2 separate regions of the Homo sapiens genome follow, and region 2 is linked to region 1. A link is a contact called in ENCODE Hi-C or POLR2A ChIA-PET data. All regions are on one chromosome and are shown on one strand. Each heading gives the region's core, a stretch centred on a gene start or an enhancer-like site at or near the end of the contact. The rest is flanking DNA. Distances are from core to core; before and after follow the strand shown. Region 1 holds the start of GALNT18 (polypeptide N-acetylgalactosaminyltransferase 18). Region 2 holds the start of LOC105379882 (a long non-coding RNA gene).

What was found. A loop is a pair of places that touch in the nucleus more often than their neighbours do. ChIA-PET counts read pairs that join two places held with the same protein, here RNA polymerase II (POLR2A). Pooled maps may share reads with other maps.
Region 2: a loop to region 1 is called in a map of MCF 10A, with 7 times the contacts of the local background. The contact joins the enhancer-like site here to the promoter of GALNT18 in region 1. A Hi-C loop is called at or near these places in 10 of 168 maps with a recorded cell type or tissue (B cell, HCT116, MCF 10A and 7 more), 4 of 37 single-sample maps with no recorded cell type and 27 of 50 pooled maps. POLR2A ChIA-PET finds 5 or more read pairs at or near these places in 1 of 52 experiments (A549).

The regions. Positions count from the first base shown.
Region 1 is chr11:11,617,815-11,623,363 of GRCh38, forward strand. It overlaps GALNT18 (polypeptide N-acetylgalactosaminyltransferase 18), which reads right to left and starts at 4,191. Exons shown (of 11, transcript NM_198516.3): 1 at 3,545-4,191. The coding sequence starts at 3,779. RefSeq lists enhancers at 2,072-3,041, 2,494-2,633, 3,674-3,723, 3,934-4,013, 4,131-4,631 and 1 more and silencers at 3,214-3,283, 3,304-3,383, 4,134-4,493.
Region 2 is chr11:10,931,378-10,936,536 of GRCh38, forward strand. It overlaps LOC105379882 (a long non-coding RNA gene), which reads left to right and starts at 137. Exons shown (of 4, transcript XR_001748122.2): 1 at 137-223; 2 at 1,017-1,085; 3 at 2,070-2,933. It also overlaps a transcript of LOC107984309 not described here. RefSeq lists a silencer at 26-165. Within about 2 kb of position 3,884, at least 2 of the 41 ENCODE cell types and tissues checked have a DNase peak (open chromatin) inside an H3K27ac peak, as active enhancers do.

The DNA of each region.
Region 1 (5,549 bases), core at 2,941-5,440:
TCTTGCTTCATCCGCCTCACCGTGTCAAGCCATCAGATCTTTCTACTCCTAAGATGGAGAGAACCTGACCCTTACTAACATTTACTTTGTGTTTCTAAACCCCCAGGATGCTTTTTTTAAAAACTCATAAGTTATCCACCCTCTCATTTAACGTCTATTTGGTCAAAAAACTTCCCAAAACTGCAATTTACATTCCCAAGAGATTCCCAAACACCATCTAATTAAATCATTCAATCAGAAAACAAATTAAAATGAAATATCACTGCAACTCCCAAGACGAAAATAAACTTTTCAGTCATGACTAGAACAGACCTCTGGGGTGATGCTCCAAAGCCTCTTCTAATTGCAAGTCCTATGGAACATCCTGCAGAACATTTTGTGACATTTGCAGCTTCAAGGAGACTTTCCTTCTAACAAAAAGAGGAGCCTGGACAAGACTCCAAAGCAAAACACCTTTTTTGGAGAGTGGTAACACTTTCATTAATAACCAACGTGGCCATAGGCATCAGCACTCATCCATTCATCCACGCTTCCACCCCACAGCTACTTTCTGCAGAATGTGCCAGGGACTGTCCTGCATGTTCAGTAAACATTAGTTAAAGGACTGGAACCTCTGCCTCTTGGCATGAAACAAAGCAAAACCTGAGTTTATCTATGGAGTTTCCAAGTGGGAAGGCTGCTGACTCCCTCACCCCTCAGCCATCCTCTGACACCCACTTCCACCACTGTCAACAGACTCCAAGGGACCCTGGGGCCCTCCTGGGAGACAGTTTAGTACGTGGGTAAGAACTTAGACTTCTGAAGCCACACTAGCTGAGCTTACATCCCTATACTATCATATACCAGTGTGTGACCCTGGACAAATCATATACCCTCTCCCTGCCTCAGTTTCCATATCTGTAAAATGGAGCAAATATTACCTACTTCATAAGGTTGTGAAGATTAAATAAGTCAATATATGTAAAGTGTTTAGAATAGGGCCTGACATATCCTAGGTGCTATGTTATTTTAGCTCTTATTATTATTACCGCTTATTCCCTCCAGTTCAGCAAAGTAAACTGGATTGTTCAAAGGGCTATGCTGACTAGAGGGAACTTGACAGTGGGTTACACATAAACAGCTTGTACCATCAAGCACAAGAGCTTGATCTTATTGTCCTTTACCACCCTCTGCCTTCAGAGAGCTGCACTTGACCAGCCCCAAATTTTATAGGCCCTTTACCTCTGTTTCCTAAATCCCAGCTCAGGATGGCCCCAGCATGGCAAAGGGAACTGTTGGTCATTGCTACACCATCATGGCACAGCCAACCTGGTAACCTCTGCCCCTGCCTGCCTCATTTCCAGTCTTTCCAAGTCACTGACCCTTCCCTACCTTCCTATAGGTGGCAGCTTTGGCCCTCTGTCGAGATTGTGGTTATTTCTGAATACCCACAGGGGTCATTGCACGTGTACAAGTGGAACAACACGTGTTTTAGGGACCCTGTCTCCTATTTTTTTAACCTATCTTCTCCAATTTTTCAGGTATAGATTTGAAAGTGCTGAACAACACATAGTTATAAAGTTTCCGGGGAGAAAAATCACAATGCTTCCTTTCAACTTCAACATCATGCTTTTCCATGTGGAACCTTAGAAATCATGTGACATGGTCCACATTCCACATGACTGGCACCCACTCCGTTACAGGCTCAGGGGTTAATGGCATCCCCTGAAAGCATCCCCAAAGCAGTACCTTGCTCACCTCCTGCCTGACCAGAAAGAAAAGCACAAGAGAATCATTTTCCAGGAACACACACACACACAGAATCTGTGAATGAAAATCTCAAAATCTGTCGGCAAACTAGAAATGTCAAAGTAAGGCATGGCTTTGTGTCTCCTGGGGAACATTCTGAATCACCCTGGGGGAAACACTGTACTTCTATTGCTGATTAATAGTCAATCAAGACCTATGGGATGGAAAAGGACACGTAAGAAATAACAGCAACTGGCACCCACAGATAGGTAAATTGGTTTTCAAGCCCAGTGCCAGGTTGAGAGGCAGAGGCAGGTCTGAAGAAGAAGCTGTCAATGTCCCTCTTTTCTGGGAAGGTGCCGAAGCCATGGGCTTGTTTTGAAGTCATTAGTCAGGAAGCACTATGGATGTGGATGCCTCTCCTGCACTCACCTGAACCTCCCTGAACCTTCCCCTCCTGGAAAGGAACTATTCTGGACACCTGGGGAAACACCAAATTCAGACGGAGGAGCCATCTCTACTCTGGCAAGAGCAGCAGGTGCAAGGATTGGAATTCAGACATCCACGTGTAAACAAAAGGGAGTGCTCCTGGCGGGGGGGTGGGGGGTAAGCCTTCAGTTCAATTCGATTTTGCCAAGGTCTGCCATGCACTGGCCCCTGAGCCTGGTGGGCCTGCTAGGTTTACAGGGGAACCAAGCTCGGCCCTGCCCTTAAGAAGCTCACACACCTGGAAGAAAGCAGGGGGCGCGGGGAGGGGAGGAAGTGTGGACGTGAGCGCGCGCGCGCGCGCGTGTGTGTGTGTGTGTGCACACCCGGCACCAGTGCTCCTGGCGCCCGGAACTCCATTCCCTCCCATGACAGCTCATTGACCAGGTCGCCTCGGGAGAGCGCCCTGCAACCCCCACCCTCCCTTTGGACCCCCGCGCTGGTCTGGAGCGCACCCAACCAGCGTAACCTTACACTTCAGACCCAACCCAGGTCTGCTCAGCCCCGGCTGCTCCCAGGGCCTGAGAGTGGAGCTACAGTAGGGATCGGCCTTCACCCGGTCCCGGGCGGCTCCGCGGGGAAGGCGCAGCCCAGGGCGTGTTCTTCCAGTCTTGGGCGGAGTCATCACCACAGTGGACAGAGACTCCAGCGCTACTTCCCGGCGTTGACACCTGCTCCTGGAGAGGGTCCTGGACCCGCGGGCTGTGGTGGGGGTAGGGACTGCTATAGGTTCAAGCGGCTTTTCAACCACAGAGGGCTCCTTGCATTCCCTATCGCCTACCAACGGGATCACAGCAAGACTGGGGCTGGGGCTGATACAACGCAATTTTCCTAGCCTCGCTTGTCCGGCAGCCTGCGGGTCTTAACTGCCAATAGTCAGGGCCGCCGCGCGGGCATCTCGCCTGACGCCTACAGTGGCCAAAAAAGCTCGTTTGCCCGCGCGTTCCCTCTTGTACACACACAGACATTCACATGCACACACACTCTGAGCCGGACTTGTGTGCGATCCCGAGAGCCCGCGAGCAACCAGCCCAGAGTCACACGCACATTTGGACACGTGCGCAGCGCGCCCCCATACCGCCAGCTAGCTGCACACATCCGCTCGTGCAGCCCTGCGCACACACGTGTGCCCCGGGGAAGAGCGCACGGCCGCAGACAGAAGGTCCCGAACGCAGGCAGGAGCTCACACGCAGGCCCCACGACTACCACGCATCTGCGGCCCCAGAGCCCCGCCGTGGCTGAGTTGATGCGCACCAGCCCCAGCGCACCCCGCGCCGCGCGGGGCACTCCCGGGCCTCATGGGCGACCCAAGTTTCCGGGGCGCCCGTACCTTGAATGTGCTGCTTGATGACATTCTCCAGGTGGTCCAGCCGCTCAATAATCTTCAGAGTGTCCCCTTTGTCTTCCTCCAGCTTCTTGTCGGGCGCCGGCTCCTGCCCCCGCACATACACGCTGGCGATGTAGTTGGTGACCCAGCCCACGTAGAGCAGGCAGATGATGTTAGTCATGCCGCTCAGGATCACGCAAGTGGACACCAAAGTTTTGGTCTTCCTGGTGCACACCATTCTGGGCTCCTTCCTCCATATAGAGCTCCCGGGGGCCCTTCCTTGTCGTGCGCCCCGAACTCCCCCGCGCTCGCACCCCGTAGCACGTCCGGAGCCGCTGGGCACCTCAGCACCTGAGTCCCGAGGTTCTCCAAAGCCCGGTCCGCTGCCGGTGTAGCCGCCGTGCCCAAGTTTGCAGCTCCTGCCGCTGGCCACCCGGAGAGACCTTGACAAAGGAAACCAGGTGGATTTTTTTCCAAATTAAAAATCCCTGAACCCTTCCTAGAGGGGTCACGGGTAGCCGGCAGCCGCGCGTCCAGATGTGTACGTCTGGGAAACTTTGCCACTGCCTGTGTCGGCGGCCACGCCGCTTCCCATCGCCAGCGCCGGCTGCCTTGGCGGTCCGACCGGCCCGCGCTGCTAGGAGAACAGCGGCAGCGGCAGCGGCGGCGGGGAGAGCCGCGAAGCAGAGCGGCCCGGCCCCCTCCGAGCGACAAGCGCTGCCACCAATCGCGCTCCGGCTCGGGAGAGGGGCCGGTGCTGAGCGGCAGCGGACCAACGGGGAGGGAGCGGGGGGCGGAGTCCAGCTCCCAGGCCCCACCTGCTGGCCGCCCCTGGCTCCCGCCCCCAGGGACGCGCCCGGGCCTCCACCCGCGCCTGCACAGGCTGCCCCAGACCTGAAGCTCCCGGAGAGGGCGCGCTGCCAGTCCCAGCCCTTAGGTCGGCAGCTTCCTCCGTTAGGGGAATTCCATCTCTTGCTCTTGGGCAGGAATCTCCTGGTTTTGTGGAGGGGGTGGGGGGTTCGCACGGGTCAGCTTCTTTCATCCGCCCGGGGCTTCTCGCATTGGTGCCACCAGTCGACTCCTGGAATCTTTTCTTGGTTGCCAGGACGCTGAGAAGCCAAGGAAGTGCCAGCCCCAGCGGCATCCACTCCTTCCTTGGCCTCACTTGGGCCTCCACCCTGCCCTCTGCCCTTCAGCCACCGGCCTCCTGAGTGTGTCCAGACCTGGCCCTAAACCTGGCTGAAAGGAGCCAACCCTCCGGCAACCTCCCAGAAGCAACATTGGTGACCTATTAGATGACTCTCTCGACCACTTCTTCCCCCCCCCCACCCCCCACCCCCCACCCCCACCGCCTGCCCCAATTTTTGCCCCTATCTAGGTTTTTCTTTAAGTCTGTACAGCTCCCAGGACATGGATGTGTCCTTTAAGCCCAGTTTTCATTTATGTGGAACCAGGGTCATCCAGTGCATAAAGAAACCCTGCAAGGAAGTGCCGCTGAGGGGAACTGAGGTCTGTGAACTGTAAAGCCCTTCTACATGTTGTTTATGATTGCTATCATAGAGGGCGGTGGGAGAGACCTGTGACTGAGCACAGGAGGAGGCCAGACGCAGACAGTGATACTGCTGTGTTTGTTCTTACTGCCAATGTTTACTCATATTATCCTCTTCTGCTGAACACCCCGTTCTCAGCACCTGAACGGAATTCCTTTAAACAAAGACTTTTTACAACATAGATTTCCTGCCTCTTCTCCATCTCTGAGTTGCTTTATTTTTTTGGCCTAAGCCAGGGAGGCAGCCTGCTGCATGCCCACTTTGTTGTGTGCCAGCCTTCCAACCAGCCACAGAAATACTCAGGGCAGCTCCATCCTGGGATATCTTCTGGATTCAAATGACTGGCCCCACAAGAGAGGGAGAGCACAAAACCAAAGAAAGGGCACTTTATGGCCCCATCAGCCAAGGGCCCTTCTACCAATGCTTTGTTTACAAAACCTCCCCAAAGATGCTATGAA
Region 2 (5,159 bases), core at 2,634-5,133, 690 kb before region 1:
TGTGAGGTGAGCGGCCGTAATGAGCACTCGCAGGAGCAAGGGGCCCGGCGCGGGCCTCCAGGGCGGGAGGCCCTGACGCGGGGAGGAGGCGGCCGGGCGGCCAAGGGCCTCCCTGGGGAGTGTGCGGAGGCCGGGACGGAGCAGCGCGTAACTAGGGAGAGGATAGGCCGGGCTGGTGGAGATGCGGGGAGAGACCAGCCAAAGCTAAAGAGCCAAAGCAAAGGTGCTGCGGGGAGGACAGAGGAGCGGGAGGAAAGGGGAAGGAGAGAAGAAAAGAGGCAGGGAAACCCGGAGAGAAAGTGGGAGGGAGGCCAAGGGGACAGGGGAGGGGTGGGAAGAACGTAGGGCGGGGAGCAGAAAGGAAGGAGGGATCCAGAAATGGACCCGGAGGGAGAGAGGAAGGCGGAGAGCAGCTGTGAGGGAGAGGCTTGGCGGGAGCCTCAGCAAAGAGGAGGCTTTGAGGAGGCAAGTCTGGAAGCTGAGAGAGCTCTCTCCATGCTTTGCCAAATAAAAAGGCTCAACAAACAGGAACAGTGCATTCCTTGGTACTCCTGTCCCTTAGTCAATAGCAGGCTAGGGCTGGCCTCAGGGGCTGCTGAGTACTTCCAGGTGACAGAACAGGAGGAAAGGGGTCCCAGGCCCCTTGGAAGGAGAGCGGGGCGCGGGGGCAGGGAGGAGGGGAAGGAGGTGGTGGTTGGGAGAAAGAGGAGGAGGTGGTGGTGGGGGAAGGAGAGTGGGAGGAGAAGTGTGGGAAGAGAGAGTGGAGGGAAAGGAGAGGAGGAGGAGGTGGTGGGGGGGAGGAGGTGGTGGGGGGGAGGAGGTGGTGGGGGGAAGGAGATGAGGAGGAGGCAGCCTTGTGGAGGAAGGAGAGAGGAGGAGGAGGAAGCAGTGGGGGTCAAGGAGAGGAGGAAGAGAGCAGAGGGAGAGGGCAGATTTGTTGCCTAGGCACTGGCTGAGGGTCACGATGGAAGGAGGCAGTATTTATTTTTTAAATTTATTTGACATATATTTACAAGGCAACTACATTGTCGGCACTGCCCTAGGCTCCAGGGCCACAGAGACAACCATAGCTTCAGCCTCCTGCTGTGAGTACTCTTGTCGGGCGACATAGAAAACATACATCCCAGGCTGGGCGTGGTGGCTCACACCTGTAATCCTAGCATTTTGGACGCTACGGCATAAGCATTGCTTGAAGCCAGGAGTTTGAGGCCGGCTTGGGAAACAGTGAAATCCTGTTTCTACACAAAATAAAAAAATTAGTTTGCTGTGGTGGTATGCATCTGTAGTCCCAGCTACTTGGGAGGCTGAGGTGAGAGAATCACTTGAACCCAGAAGTTCAAGACTGCAGTGAACTATGATCGAACCACTGAACTTCAGCCTGGGCGACAGTGAGACCCCTTCTCAAAAAAAAAAAAAAAAAAAAAGAAAGAAAGAAAACATACATCTCAGCAGTATGGGTAATGGGCCAGTTAGTCAAGTGCGCTTTGCCTCAGTTTCCTCGTCTGTAAAATGGGGTTTATTAGGAGACCTACTCTGTAGAGTTTTTTTTCTTTTTTCTTTTTTTTTAAGAATTAAATAGTGTTTCTTTATAAAGTAATAATGTGGTGCAAAGCACAAAGCAAGCACTCGGAAAGGGTTTACCTATGAACATTTGCACTGCCGGGTCTTGAAGGAGAAGGCATTTGCCAAGCGAGAGCAGAATGGGAAGAACTTTCCAGGCAGAGGCCACAGAGGCAGTAAGAAGGAGGGGGGCGAGGATGATTGTGGGCTTAATAACAGTGGTGGGCATGAGGATTACCTGCAACAGCAGCACCCTGTGGGGAGGTCTTGCTAAATATTCAGATTCTTGGGCCCCTCCTTAGACCTACAAGATCTGGGTCTCTGGGCAAAGCATGGGAATCTGTGTTTTAACTTGCTCCCCAGAGATTTCTGTTGCACCCCTTCCCTCCACCCGATCCCAGGGCTCTGTCCTGGTTCAGGCTTTATTGTGTTCAGCTGTGCTAGAATAAACACCTTTTTAATGGATCCTCCTTCAATCCTATAACCTGATTCTCCTTCAATCACCTCAGCCGAATGACATCTCTCAGAAATCTTCCCTGACTGTCCAGGCGGAATTAATGGTTCACTTCCCTGTTCCTCTATACCTTGAGCATCCCTCTACAATTGAATGCTCCTTCATTCCATTTCATTGCACCAGCATGTATCGAGGGTCTACTGTTATCTATCGCTGAAGAGAATGATTGCAAAAAACTTGAATGAACATGGAAAATGCTGATGATCAGATTTCCATTGAAAAGAAAGGTGTGCTCCTTGGGGTGGGGGTGTTGTTGTAATTGTCAGAAAATGTTTAATAAAAGAAACAGAAATAACAATAATCTTGTTAGCATAATTGTGAGTGAACTTTTGCTCTTTTTTAATTCTCAAAAATACCCTAAACATCATGTTTCACGGTCTTTACAAAAACACCACCACAGAAACAACAGAAGCCTCCGGGCCTGAGGTGTCATACTGGGTATGGCCACATGGTGTCCCTCCAGCTCAGTCTAAACCTTCCAGACTACAGTCTTCCAACAGTCTCCGCTTCGCCCAGCAGCCGGGGCTAGTCCGAGCCGAGCGAACCCTAAGCTACGGGAACCAGCTTCTTGGTGCTGTCCCAAGAGTGGAGAGGAGACAGATGAACGTTTCTCAGGCTAGAGGAAGGCGGTTTATTTGCTTCCAAGGGTTCCAGTAGACAGTTCTGACACGAAATTTCGTTGTGGAGGGAACTTTTAAGACTGTGTGAAGGGAGGGAATGGGAAGGGTTTAGATTTGCATAGTAGGTGGGCAGCTTTGTGGCGGTTGGGAGGAGGTTTGGATGACTTGAGAGAGACCAGGAAAAAAGCTGGAGTCCGGACTGAGGAACGGAAGGATACGGAGTTTTTTTGTAGGCGAGGGTAAGGGGCAGCAATGGGGTTGGAAGGAGGGGTTGGGGATGTGTTTGCACAGCAAGCATACTATTTATATCACACATCCATAAGAAAAAAGTTGTAAAGAGGCCCTTCCCCGTCAGTATTTTACTTCGGTTTTCTTGCCAATCCGGCCCCAAACTCGGAGGTTTTTTTTTTTTTTTTTTTTTTTTTTTTTTATGCCAGTCTGGCCCCAAACTCTAGCCGTTCACCTACATACTGGGAAACTGTTATGTTTTCGGTTTGATAGCAGACAGGCAAACTTTTTAGCAGCATTTGGATTTCCTGTAGGACGGTGGTTCTCAAACTGGTGCGCATGAGTGTCACCTGGAGGGCTTGTTAGAGCAGATGGCTGGGCTCCACCCCAGAGCTCCTCTTTCAGTAGGTGTTGGGTGGAGCCTGAGAATGTGCATTTTAATAATGTTCTCAGATGGTGCTGATACTGCTGGTCTGGAGAACCAACAATGTAAAGGAATTCATTTCCTAACAGGTTCTGCCAATGTTCTCTCCACCTTAAAAACCAAAAGCCAAAGAACCCCAATTCTCCCCCTGGATGATGGGTATTTGCGATTGCAGGCACTTTAAAAAGTGGTAGAACTCACCTTCTGGTTTTAGTTTAATTTTTTGTTTGTTCTAACCACTGTCATTCAACACATAATGGTTTTAGATATTTATTGTTAGCTTTTGCCTGTTTAGAATTTTTGATCTTGTTGCTATGGATGGTGTTTGCTATAAAAACCTTGATGGCTGGGGAGTGGAGTGTTCCAAAGGAAAATGCTCTTATATTCAAGTCAGTTCCTCTGCTCTTATCTGTACACCACACTGTAATCCCTAGGAAGGAGACTCTAGAGGAAAAGGGGAAGGCGGGAAGGCTCAACAGCTGGGACTGCCATAGGTTCAACCAGTCCACAGCCCTAGAGGGGTGCATGCACACAGTGGAGCTGTCTCTTCTCCTCTTAAGGGGCAGCTCTGGGCTTTGGGGTACCTGAGTCTACAGTAGGAGGGAAACGAGAACTGGTCTCAGCTCCTACAGGTACTTTGGACTTTACCTCCTCGGGTCTTATATTAGTTTCCTATTGCTGTTGTAACAAACTACCATAAATGTCATGGCTTAAAACAACTGAAGTTTATTAGCTTACAGTTCTAGACGTCAAAGTCTGAAATGGGTCTTGTTGGGGCTAAAATCGAACGCTGTGTTCCTTCTGGGGGCTCTAGGGGAGAACCCGCTCTTTGTCTTTTCCAACTTTGTTTTGTTTTGAGACAGGGTCTCCCCCTGTTGCCTGGGCCAGAGTGCGGTGGTGCAATATAGCTCACTGCAACCTTGAACTCCTGGGCTCAAGCACTTCTCCTGCCTCAGCCTCCTATGTAGCTAGGACTATAGGCACACGCCACTATATCTGGCTAATTTTGTTTTTTATTTTTCGTGGAGATAGGGTCTTGCTGTGTTGCCCAGGCTGGCCTCAAACTCCTGGCCTCAAGCAATCCTCCCGCCTCAGCTGGGATTACAGGCACAAGCCACTGTGCCCAGCCCATTTCCAACTTTTAGAGATTGCTTGCATTCCTTGGCTCCTGGACACATTACCCTGATTTCTGCTTCTATCACCACCTCTCCTTTTCTGACTCTGAGCCTCCGGTCTTTCTTTTAAAAGGGCCCTTGTAATTACACTGGGCCCATTTGGATAGTCCAGGATACTCTCCCCATTTTAACTTAATTCCATCTGCAAAGTCCCTTTGCCACATAAGGTAACATGTTCATAAGGTCTGGGGATCAGGATGTGGACTTCTTTGCAGGGGGTGAACTGTAATACTCATTTATAAAGTATACTCATAAAGAATTGAAAATACAGTTCAGACAATAGAAGAGAAACATAATAAACATTTCCTTCCATTTAAAAAATAGTTTTTACATAGTTATACTGTATATACAACTTGAGATCCTGGTATTTCAATTAAATATTGTGTCTAAATATATTCTAAATTATATAAAATGTGCTAAATTATACTAAATATAGTCTATATTAATATACACAGCGAACATTTTTACTGACTACATAGTTGAGTGACTATACCATATTTTACCTAAGCCTTCCCATAATTTTGGAAATGTAAATCATTTTAATTTTTAAATATAAATAACTCTATGATAAATACTTTTGCTCGTAAGGATTTTTATGTTTGTAAGTTTTTCCTTGGGATAGGCTCCTGGATGTGGAG